Linked DNA regions of Homo sapiens: region 1 is linked to region 2. The links are chromatin contacts, found by Hi-C in ENCODE. All regions are on one chromosome and are shown on one strand. The core of a region is the stretch at or near the end of the contact, and the rest is flanking DNA. Distances in the headings are between cores, read along the strand shown. Region 1 overlaps ADAMTS9-AS2 (ADAMTS9 antisense RNA 2). Region 2 overlaps ADAMTS9-AS2 (ADAMTS9 antisense RNA 2).

Region 1 (5,676 bases), core at 2,519-5,018, 75 kb before region 2:
CATGATATTGATTCTTCCTACCCATGAGCATGGAATGTTCTTCCATTTGTTTGTATCCTCTTTGATTTCATTGAGCAGTGGTTTGTAGTTCTCCTTGAAGAGGTCCTTCACGTCCCTTGTAAGTTGGATTCCTAGAGCTATCTATGACAAACCCACAGTCAATATCATACTGAATGGGCAAAAACTGGAAGCATTCCCTTTGAAAACTGGCACAAGACAGGGATGCCCTCTCTCACCACTCCTATTCAACATAGTGTTGGAAGTTCTGGCCAGGGCAATTAGGCAGGAGAAGGAAATAAAGGGTATTCAATTAGGAAGTGAGGAAGTCAAATTTTCCCTGTTTGCAGATGACATGATTGTATATCTAGAAAACCCCACTGTCTCAGCCCAAAATCTCCTTAAGCTGTTAAGCAACTTCAGCAAAGTCTCAGGATACAAAATCAATGTACAAAAATCACAAGCATTCTTATACACCAATAACAGACAAACAGAGAGCCAAATCATGAGTGAACTCCTATTCACAATTGCCTCAGTTGATTTTTTGAGGGGCCCTCATCAAGTTAATGATGGCATCATGTTTATCCTTAATGTCAGGGCCAGTCAGGGCCCCAACAGGAAAACAATGGTAAAGTCAAATTGGGTAATTTGAGGAGAAATTAATAAAGGAGTAATTAGCAAAGTTGAGGGCAGGGGGTAGGGACAGCACAAGGGATAGTGCCATGCTGTGAGGCTAGTAATGGTCAGGGTGCTGTGTATGCTTCTAAGCCTTAAGGAACAATGAAAGGAAGTGGTTATCAGGAGAGAGAAGGGGAGTGAAGAAAAGAATGGGAGGTGGGTGGAGAAGGCTGTCTGACAAGAACTCCGATAAGTTTACAGGAAGAGAATTTTTGGAAGATGAACTCCAAATTGAATCTATTTCCTCCCTGCATCTCTTGCTGGCTTCCTATTTCTTTGAACCTACTGTTAGGTAGAGGGCATGGGAATCAGTTACTGCAATCCTAAAAGGCCAGCCTCCCAGGGTGCTGGGCACAGAAAAGAATAGTTACGCACAGCCCAATCAGAGCTTCCAGTGCTGTGGTCAACAAGTAGTCACTATGCGTGTAATAAAACAAATCAATTTCATGCTCTTATTAGAAACAGTGTGGTTATATACAAAGGAGGAGCGGGAAGAGAGAAAGTAACTGGTATTTAGTGAGTGTCTATTATATCCCAGGCACCATTTTGGGTAATTTCCGTGTGTGAACTCAGTTAATTCTCACAAAGACAATATGCAGTGGATAGGTCACCCTCCTACAGATAAAAACATGAAGGCTAAAATATTTAAATTACTTCTCTGTTGTCATACAGCCAGTAGGTGGCTGAGCTGGGATTCATACCAGGTCTGAATGAATTCAGAGTCTCTGCTGATTGCACCATTGTATGTAATGTGTCCATGCTTACATATAATTTGAGAGCTGAAGGCTTATGTATGTGAATATTCAGTAAATACATATATACATCAATGACAGGGAAACATTTCAGGCCTCAAAGGTCAGAAATGTCATATTTGTATCAACCTATAAGTCCTCAATACACACTGGTCTAACGTTCTCCGGAATGTGCCACCCCCTTAGAAATCTCTGAGTATATTTAAACATTGCTCCCTCTGCCTAGAATGCCCTGTTCCAGCCTCCCCCTTATCCTTCAAGGCCCATCACAGATGTTGTATTTTCTAAAATCCCTCACTGATGTCTAGATTTTCAGAATTAATGGCTTTTCATCTGTGTTTTCCAAATATCTCACTTGAAACACCTACCATCATTAGGTTTTTATGAGAGTAAGTAGTGTATGTGTCTCCTTCCTTAGCCTGGGTAGTAGACATTTATGGGTTCTGCCCTCACAGCCTCTATTCCCCCTTCTTTGGGTGTCAGTATCCTGGGTTTCCTTTGGGGAACCACCCCACCCGCAAGCCCCATCCCTGTGGTTAGGTTTGAGCTGCCTCTACTCCAACTCCAGGACTGGGCACAAGATCCAAGCTTAGCCAATCAGAGCAACACCTCATCCTGGACTCAGTGATTGTCTCAGAACTGGGTCCATGACCCAATCACAGCCAATCAAGCAATGTTAGCAAGGAGACCCTGGACTTCCACTGGAATGAACAAGAGAAAGGAGCTGGGGGAGGGGGCAAGGGGAGTCTTTTTCTTTTCTTTTTTTAAAAAAATATCTACTAGAAGATATAAAATCTGGAGCCACCACATAGAGAAAGCTTGTGTAGAAGTGAAGCAGACACAGAGGATAGAGGAGTAAAAAGACTGGAAGAGGCCAAATACTGATGACATTTGCTTGAACCATTTGGTTTGGCTAGCACTGCCTCAGATTTTCTGAGAAGTGAGCTGATACATTTAAATCTTCACATACTTACAACCAAAAAATCCTAACTACAGCTACCTAACAGAGCGTCTGTTGTACTGGACATGCTCAGAAAACATTCCTTAAAGTACACAGAATCCTTGTAAACTGACATCTGCCTATGCATCCAGGTCCTAAAACTAAAATCAAGTGGATCATCAGGTTTACCCTCTTCCATTTGGTTTTCAGACAGACAGTACTTGAAACATGTTTGCTAAAGACAGACAGAACTTCACATTCTCCTCCAGCACATGACACAATCAGAGGGAGATGCATTGTGCTTAAATAATGCATGAGGTAGCAAGGGCCAAGCCTGATGTATCAAGGTGTTGAAAACTGATGATGAGCCTGTCGCTTTTTTCAACCCATCTGCTAAGCTGCCCCCATGGATTATTTGTCAGTTTCTGTGAAGGAAAATGTGTGGGATGCTGACTCTGTAGGAAAATAAAATTGGGATTTTCCTTTCTAGTGTCTTGTTATTGTCCCTTACCCAAATGCATCTGTCCCTGGGCATTCTCCCCCAACAATAGTAGATAATTTCTTGGTGAATCTGAACAGCTCACAATTATTCCCTTCATTTTCACCTAACCCAAAGCAAGGAACTGACAGAAGCTACGCTTGGAAATTTTGCAGCCCACTGGACCAAGAGTGGGAGCCTGAAGTGAGCTGGGTCATTTTTCCCCAGGAATTTGAAACTAGAGCAGAGATAGAGAACAGAATGGATTCCGTCATTCCACGTGGTTGGAGCTCTAACAGATGGCCTGGGGAGCTGTGGGTGGGCATCCTTCCCCACCATGCGGGATGAGGAGCAGAGATGGTGAGTCTGCTGAGGCAAAGAAATAAAGCAGATGTGCAGATAGAAGCAGAGAGGAAGAGCATGTTGCCTATTCTAGTATTTCCTGAGCCCTCGCTGTATTTCTGCTTACACTTCCATTGCACAATCTCTCCATCTTTACACTAGATCCTCATTTTGTGAGTGAGCTAACACAAGTTGATGTCTGTTCCAGGCAATCAAGAAAAAAAAAAAAAAAAACCCTCATACATTAGCCGAAAAATTCTTAAGATGGGAAATCACCCAGGTGAGAAGAAATATCCCAGTTGAGAGAAACAAAACAAAAATTATCAAAAAGAGTTGGCAACAGTCATTCCAAAACCATTAAAGAGACGTCACTCAGCTCTAAGAAGAGAAAAATAAAGCTTCACAGTCGGCCAGCTGTGCAGAACTGAAATAGCATGGACCTACTCCATGAATTCACATAGTTGCTGAAAGTGAATTCCTTCCTGCAGTCTTCAGTCTTGCAGCTGAGCTATGAAATGTATTCCCAGTTTAAAATTCCTTTCCAAGTGCTATCCCATGACTTCACAAAGTTGTCTGCACACAAGAGCAACTCTCAAGCTGAGAGATGTCATGTTTGCATCATCGCTGACATGTAGACAAGTATTCAGATGGCCCATTAAGTAAATGCCCCTTGCAAGTATGGGGCACATCTGCTGGTTTGACAGCCTTTCTCTGCCTCTATAAGTTGGAAATCCCCAGCCTGGCTCATTAAAGAGAAACAGGCACGATTATTGTGTCAAAACACATTAGTGTATTTTATTCTGCCATTGCAGTTGCTTTTTGGCATTTGATGAAGCTAAAGAGATTTCAGGTTATGAAATCTGCGTTTCCTGCTTGTCTTTGTTTCAAAATTATATGTGGGATGATGTGGAAGAGGAATGTCAGTTAAGCTTCTGGACAATTCTCCCCAACCCACGAATGAATTGACATTCTTATAAAAAAAATCTGTCCCTGCTCCCTTTTTCTTGTCTGTTTGCTGAGCAAATGAGCTATTGGAAACAACAGAAAACATGTCCCTTTTTCTCCTCCAAAAAAAAGATAACCTTTCCCTTACTTTAATTGTAAGATGATTATCCGTATTATTTGACATCCTTTTAAAATATCTGGATAAAAGTGCAAACAACACGTTAATGAATTCTACAGATGATACTAAATTGGGAAATGCTGTTTTTCTTATTAATGACAACAATATATCAGGCAGCCATACCCAACAATAGCATCTGTGAGAGGGAAGGATGAAGTAGAGAAAGTCACATTTGTGACAAAGGCAGAAGGAGCCATGCAAAATATTAAAATTAAAATATAAAACCCAGATGTGTGAGTAGTGGACAGGTGAGCCTTGAAAACTTGTCAAACTAATGTGGCCATGTAATGGATGGACACTTAGAGAACTGCGTGCCCTGGGGACTGAGAGCTGAGCTATTTTTAGTTCCACAAGTAGAGGCATTGTGTCTCAGAACAGATAGTCTTTTCTTCCAGAACTTTAATAAGACCGCACCTGGCATAGGGTGTTCAGTTCTGGAACAGCACCACATGATGCACAAAAAAAAAAAAAGAATCCTTATATGTAAGATTTCAGGCTTTCTTTTTCTAGAAAGTAATGCAGCCACTTTTTTTTTTTTAGTAATTCCTAGCAGTAAATTGGCTGTTTTTACTAATTTGGTTCATCCTTGAGAGTATGAAAAAAATTGGATGCCTATTAAGCACCCCAGAATGAACACATTTAAATCTAAACTCTGGTCCCTTCCCTGATACCTCCACTGAAACCTGCCCTTTCCTCAGTCTTCCTGGCCTTGGTTCTTGGAATTCCATCCCTCCAGTTACCCCGGCTTTAGAATAATCCTAGACTTCCTTGTTTTCCTCAAACCCCAAATCCCATATATCAGCAAATCTTGGTAGTTCTAGTTTCAGAATAGATCCAGAATCTGACCATGTCTCACAATCTCCACTGCTACCACACTGATCACCAGGATCCCTCTGATCACGTCACTTCTCAAAAGTCTCCAGTGGCTTCCAAATCAGGGTGTCCAGGCCGGTATGATGCAGTGTGGCACTTCATACCTCTTAGATCACATCTTCTACACCTGCCTTGCCCACTCAGCTCAACCACACTAACACGCCGGGCAGAATCTGGTTATGTCTTTATAAATGCGATTCCCTGGTCTTAGAATTCTCTCACCCAGATATCCACATGGTTCACTCCAAAATCACCTCTGTAGTAAGGCATTTCCTGACTGGGAAGGGAAACTGCAGCCCACACTCACACCCCAGGCCTTCTCCACTCTCCCTGCTTTGTCTTTCTTCATTGTCCTTCTTATCAGCCAACGCACTATATATTTTGCTTATTTATTCATTGTTTGTCTCTCCCATGATATACACACCCAGAATATGCATTCCTGTTGTTTGCTTTTGTCTGTTTCATTCCCACACCTAGAACCGTGCCAATTGCA
Region 2 (6,095 bases), core at 2,086-4,585:
AAAAAAACAACAACAGATTCCTCTGAAAGTCCAGTCTTTGCACCTTTTTCCATTCTTCTGGTATTACTGTGATGATGGGATCTGGTTGCTGAGTCAGGAACACTCCACGGTAAGGCATGGATTACCTCCAGTTCCTTTGTTGCATAAAGACCCAGCTCAGGAAAAGATACACATGGTAATAGAACTGTTTGCATATTTCCCTCTATCCAGGGGATTTTCTTTTATCCTATTCCAAGTGGGTGAGGTTTATCTTCACATTTCAACTTTGAATGCAGAAATGTATTCTTGCCAAATCAGACACCGCTTTTCCTTTGGAAAGAAAAGTGGAAAGAATTACAAGACACCATAATGAGATGATGGTACAAAATATGCAGCCTAGATTAAATTTAATGGGGAGATACCAATGTGTATTTAGATTATATGCCAAATCACATTCCCTGAAATATGCTGCTAGGAACTGCTGGTTGTTCCCTAATACTTTCTCTGTAGTCAGAGACATCTGATTTTTAGCGGGATTCCTGACCACCCAAAACAAAAACCATACTTCTCAGAGCTGGGGGCCACATGGTTGGGGCCAGGTATCTTAAGTCTAGCCAACAATCCATAAGTGAAAGCATCATGCAGCAGTTCTTTTTTTTTTTTTTTTTTTTTTTTGAGACGGAGTCTCGCTTTGTTGCCCAGGCTGGAGTGCAGTCCTAGCGCAATCTCGGCTCACTGCAAGCTCTGCCCCCCGGGTTCACGCCATTCTCCCGCCTCAGCCTCCCGAGTAGCTGGGACTACAGGTGCCGGCCACTACGCCCGGCTAATTTTTTTTTTTTTTATTTTTTTTTATTTTTAGTAGAGACGGGGTTTCACTGTGTTAGCCAGGATGGTCTCGATCTCCTGACCTCGTGATCTGCCCGCCTCGGCCTCCCAAAGTGCTGGGACTACAGGCGCCCGCCACCACGCCCAGCTAATTTTTTTTTTTTTTTGTATTTTTAGTAGAGACGAGGTTTCACTGTGTTAGCCAGGAGGGTCTCGATATCTTGACCTCGTGATCCACCAGCCTTGGCCTCCCAAAGTGCTGGGATTACAGGTGTGAGCCACCGTGCCGGCCCATGCAGCAGTTCTAACAGCCTTTCTGAAAGGTCTGCTGCAGTGCTTGTTTTGCACCATCTCTTCATCTCTTCTGATGGCTGGAATTTTAATGAGATAGCAGGAAGTAAAGCAGCCATCCTGGACCATGAGGTCAGCTTCAGAATGGAGGCTAGACACAGTGAAAAGAAATAGAAAAAGTCTAGGTACCTGAGATCTTTATGAAATAGAACTTTTAAAGCAATTCCAGTCTACCCTCCAGATTTTGACATGAGAGAGAAATAAACTTCTATTTTGTGTAAACTATTATTAACAGTTTAAAAGCTTAAGCCAAACCTAATCCTAACTGACACACATGCCAACAGCATTCAGAAAGCCCTTCATGGTAAAGTGGTCATAATACCAAGTTAGTAATAACGGCCTGCCTACAAATATGCGTGTCAAACTTATACCATCCTTATAATGAAGTCCTGTTATCTTTCTTTTAAGATATGGATATTTTATGCAATTGCTACTTGGAATTATGATGGAAATAGTGGTCATTTATTGAGGGTCTATGAAGTTACAGAATCAATAGAAAGATAAATAAATGGAACACCAAAAGAAAAATCAGTAGTTCAGCTGCTGAGTAAAAGGCAAGAAGGAGAGTCACCTAGGAATTAGGGAAATAAACAAACAAATAAAAAACTATGTTAGTCCAACCAGAAGTGGAATTTGGGGCTGGGTGCAGTGGCTCACACCTGTAATCCCAGCACTTTCTTTGGAAGGTCAAGGTGGGAGGACTGCTTCAGCCCAGGAGTTGTAGACCAGCTTGGATAGCATAGCAGGACCCTGTCTCTACAAAAAAAAATTAAAACTTAACTGGGCATGGTAGTGCATGCCTGTGGTCCAAGATGCTCAGGAGGCTGAGATGGGGCAATCACTTGAGCCCAGGAGTTCGAGGGTACAGCAAGCCAAGATTGCATCACTGCACTCCAGCTTGAGCAACAGAGTAAGAACCTATCTAAAAAAAATAAAGAAAAAAGAGTGGAATTTGGAAGCAAGCTTGGGTCAGCCCACTGAGATATGTCTAGAAATCTGTCTATAACAATCTGCTTTCTACACCTGAGAAAAGAGTAAGGGTGGGGGCTTGTAAAGCTGTTTTTCCTCATCTGACCCCATCTATTCTCTACAAGAGCTGTTCTCAAACTGGGGATTCTATTAAAAATGCAGATGCTGCTTCAGGAAACCTGAGTGGGTCCCAAAAATGTGCCTTCCTAAAAAGCTCACAGATGATGCTCATGCTGCCAGTCCATCTACAGACCAGGCTTCGAATAGAAAGGCTACACAACTGCCAACAAGATTTCTTTGAAAACTAAATCAGATCGTGTCATGCCCTGCTTAAAAGCCTCTATTGGCTTCCACGGCAATTAGAGTAAAACCCAAGCTCTTTTCTGTGCCCCAGGAGACCCACCAAGACCTGGACCTGGCACTAGCCCCAATCACTGACCACATTTCTACCCACTCCCTGCCTTGTCCACACTCCTCCAGCCACACTGGATTTTCTTCTTGCTCTAAACAGGCCATCCTTATCTCAGGACCTTGTTTCATTTTTTTTTAAAGGGCACTTATCAATATCTGGAATTCCAACTTACTCTAAACCTGTAGAATATAAACTCTTGGAATTTAGTCTATAGTATGTACCATTGTATTCTCAATATGTAGCACAGTGCCAGCTAGAGTAGGAATTCAATACAAATGAATGTCAGAAGCTAAAGGTTGGATCACAAAAATAGTGAAAGTAATTGATCCTAGGGCACAAAAATTTAGTGGACAAAAGGAGCTTGAAGACCGAATGATAATGCCCTTATCTGCAACACACACATGCACGCGCATACACACACACAGCGTACTGTCCTAGAAGAACTGACTCCAATTTAAGTCAATCCCTACAGCAAACAGCATCAGAACCAAACTCCCAAACTCACAGTAGATGATTCATCCCCAGAAATGTCTGACACAACAAAAGTCCATGACAACAAATGCAGCTGAACACTGCCGTGCTGTTTTTGTAAGTGCTGGCCTTTGAGCCCCAGGGAAATGCTTGTGTGATACTGACGATTTCTGTGGCAGAGGAGATTGAGCACAGGGTCACCCCAACTGAGATGAATCTCTGAATGTGGCACCATTTCCCAACAAAGCCCTCCTGAAGAGAGTGCACCCAACTCTTTCTTCCTGCCTCCTTACTTGTAATGCTCTAAAATCCAAACAAACATGCACAGTCCAGAAAGGTTAGCCAGCTCGTGCCATGGAAAATGGCCATCACGTGTTTTCTTTCGACTCACCCCCCATTCCCTTCCCAAGGGTGGAAATAAAACATTTTGAAGGTCTGAGAACATTCAAAACAAGCCATCATTTAGAAGTAACGACTGCTCATGCTATGCACATAAATAAAAATCCATACTAAGCTTAAACACATTTATAAGGTCTTCGTAAAGACTTTGCCGTTTCTCTATAAATGTCCAGAAAGATTAATTAAGAGCAGGATGGCTCATCCATCTAGATTGATTAAACATATATTTAAGGGTCAGACTGGAAACAATGCCTAGATACATTAACATACAATTTTCCCACAGTCATTAGTCTATTTATTTTACTGGCTGACAATATTTCTGGAATTAAGTCTTGCTAATCTATGTCTGGAAGGAGTGATGAGACCACCCAACTCCCCATCCAAGAAACCATCTTCTCTCACTTTCCAATACTAGCATTCTTTCCCCAAATTTTCAGGCTCCCTTAAGCTTGGGAAGGAATCAAGATATCACAGTATACGGAGAATGTGCTGCATTCCACTCTCAGCCCACTGCCTCTCCCATTAGTCCTCTGCACAAGGTCTCTGCCCTCTCAGAATTTATGTCTCCCTTTTTTACACTGTCTCTTTTCATCAGGGCACATTTTCCAAAAATCATTTGGGAAGTAATGTACCCTTTCCAAAAACAAAGCATTGAGTACATGCTGATATTTAGACCTAAAGAATAATGGCTAACCATGTGCAGCATAGCGTGTTACATCCCTCATGCCCTTTATCTCAATTAATATTCACAATATGTCTGCAAGGAGTCTGGAATGTAAGTATTCATATCCCTATCTCATGGGTAAGGGAAATGGAGGTTCAGAGAAATGGAAAATATTTGGCTCTTTTCACCCAGCTAGAAGGGAGGGAATCAGGCCTCACATCTGACTGAGTTGGAGTGTCAAGCCTATGCTCTTGACTCCGGGGCCCTGTTGTCTCACAAATGCCATATTGAGTCTGAGTCAGTTCTGCTTCTCCAAGGTAGGCCTCTGGGGCTCCAGGGTGAGCAGTGGAGGACTGGGAATACTTTCTTCCCATCTGTGCCCCTAGTAGGGGCGCATGCACACTCATCGTGTATCCAGACACATTTGTTGATTCTTAGAACACACATTACTTTGGTAATTTTCCTTTGGCTGGTCTTTGGTTATGGTGGCCAACTCTCAAACTTTATCTAAGCCATGTTTATTAGCATAACTTTTAGGAGGTTTCTTAAAGAGCCGATCATACTTCCAGACTGACCACACAGTTCTAAAACAAGTCTACCAACACAGCTCTAAAGAAAACAAGACACTCTGAGTAGAAAGTAAAAAGAACCAGGATCTAATCTTCCTCATGAAGGTAATGCAAGGCTGGATTTGAGGGGAAGGCTTGGGTTCAGGTCCCCAATGCACCACTGTCCTGGAGCGAGCTAGTTACCTTCTTTAAGCCTCAGTTCCTTTATCTGTAAAAAGAGGTGGCTAATTTATAAGGTAGTTGAGAATATTAAATGAGATAATGAAGGCAAGGCAAGAAGTACCATGACTATCACATAGTACATGCTCAATCAATGAGAACTATTATTATTATTGATCCCTGCATTCAGTTCCAGGTAACATAAATAATAAATGGTGATCATGGCTGGCCATCTATTGAAGGTTAACTATGTGCCAGGTGTTGTTCTAAGCACCTTACTACCTTAACATGTAATGCTCACAACAGCTCTGTGAGGAAGTGCTATTATTCCCGTTTTACAGATGGATATACTAAGGTCCAGAGAAGTTAACTTACTTGCCCAAGGCCACATTGCCAGTCTTTCTCAGTGCCTCCTTTGGAAACAGGCACTTTAGCTTCAGGATGCGCTCTCTTAACCATAATGCTACGCAGAAAATAGTTACACAGCCATAAATCCAATGGATAAATTACTAAAATAGAAGAGGCAAGATGCCTTAAGATAGGCCCATATGTCTCCGTTCCTGCTCTTCCTCCCCTCCCCTACCCCACTATTTGATTTTTTAGCCAACACGTAGGTAAAGAGAAAATGGAGGGGAGGTTTGTTCCAGAGCTTATTCTCAAAAGTGGAGCCTCTTCAACAGTTTTTAGGATAGTATGATGATATCATGGTTGCTAAGACAACAATGAAAAACCATAGAGAAGCATGATGAAAGTAAAAGTGTTACACACAAAGAACAGTGGCATAAGCCCTGCATTTCTCCAGTTTAGCCCATCTCCCAGGCTCACTCTCCCCATGAGAGACCTGCTATACCTCTGCCCCTACCTCCTCCTCACCTCCAACCATCAACTTTCCCCAGGCCTCCAGTTTCACACAGCTGATTCCTATTCACTCACCAGATTTCAGCTTAGACCTTGCTTCCTCCAGAAAGCCTTCCTGGACCCCCCTACGCACACTCCACTCTGTCAAGATTAAGTGGCTTCTCCTGTGCTCCTGTAGCATCCATCATAGTTTTGTCAGTTCCTATTGCCCTTTCTGGGTCTTTTAATGGTCTATAAGCTCCATGACAGCAGGTTCTACATCCAGCAGGCATTCTTCTATATCCCCAGAGTCTAACTTTGTGCCTGACAGACAATTAGACACTTCAGGTAATATACATTGAATGGTACCTTTGCCAACTACAAAGCATGTCCCTTCTTTTAAGGTTCAGAACTGTGTAATAAAATTATTAAAGATCAAGTTTTTTCATGATCTGAAAGA

What was found. A loop is a pair of places that touch in the nucleus more often than their neighbours do. Pooled maps may share reads with other maps.
Region 1: a loop to region 2 is called in a map of heart left ventricle, with 2.3 times the contacts of the local background. The contact joins two enhancer-like sites. A Hi-C loop is called at or near these places in 2 of 168 maps with a recorded cell type or tissue (heart left ventricle and kidney) and 1 of 50 pooled maps.

What each region holds. Positions count from the first base shown.
Region 1 is chr3:64,813,533-64,819,208 of GRCh38, reverse strand. The region is part of intron 3 of ADAMTS9-AS2 (ADAMTS9 antisense RNA 2); the gene reads right to left. Among named protein-coding and RNA genes, the nearest start is that of ADAMTS9, 130 kb to the right of the region's middle. Within about 2 kb of position 3,768, at least 7 of the 41 ENCODE cell types and tissues checked have a DNase peak (open chromatin) inside an H3K27ac peak, as active enhancers do.
Region 2 is chr3:64,737,456-64,743,550 of GRCh38, reverse strand. All of the region lies in intron 1 of ADAMTS9-AS2 (ADAMTS9 antisense RNA 2), which reads right to left. Among named protein-coding and RNA genes, the nearest start is that of ADAMTS9, 53 kb to the right of the region's middle. Within about 2 kb of position 3,335, at least 5 of the 41 ENCODE cell types and tissues checked have a DNase peak (open chromatin) inside an H3K27ac peak, as active enhancers do.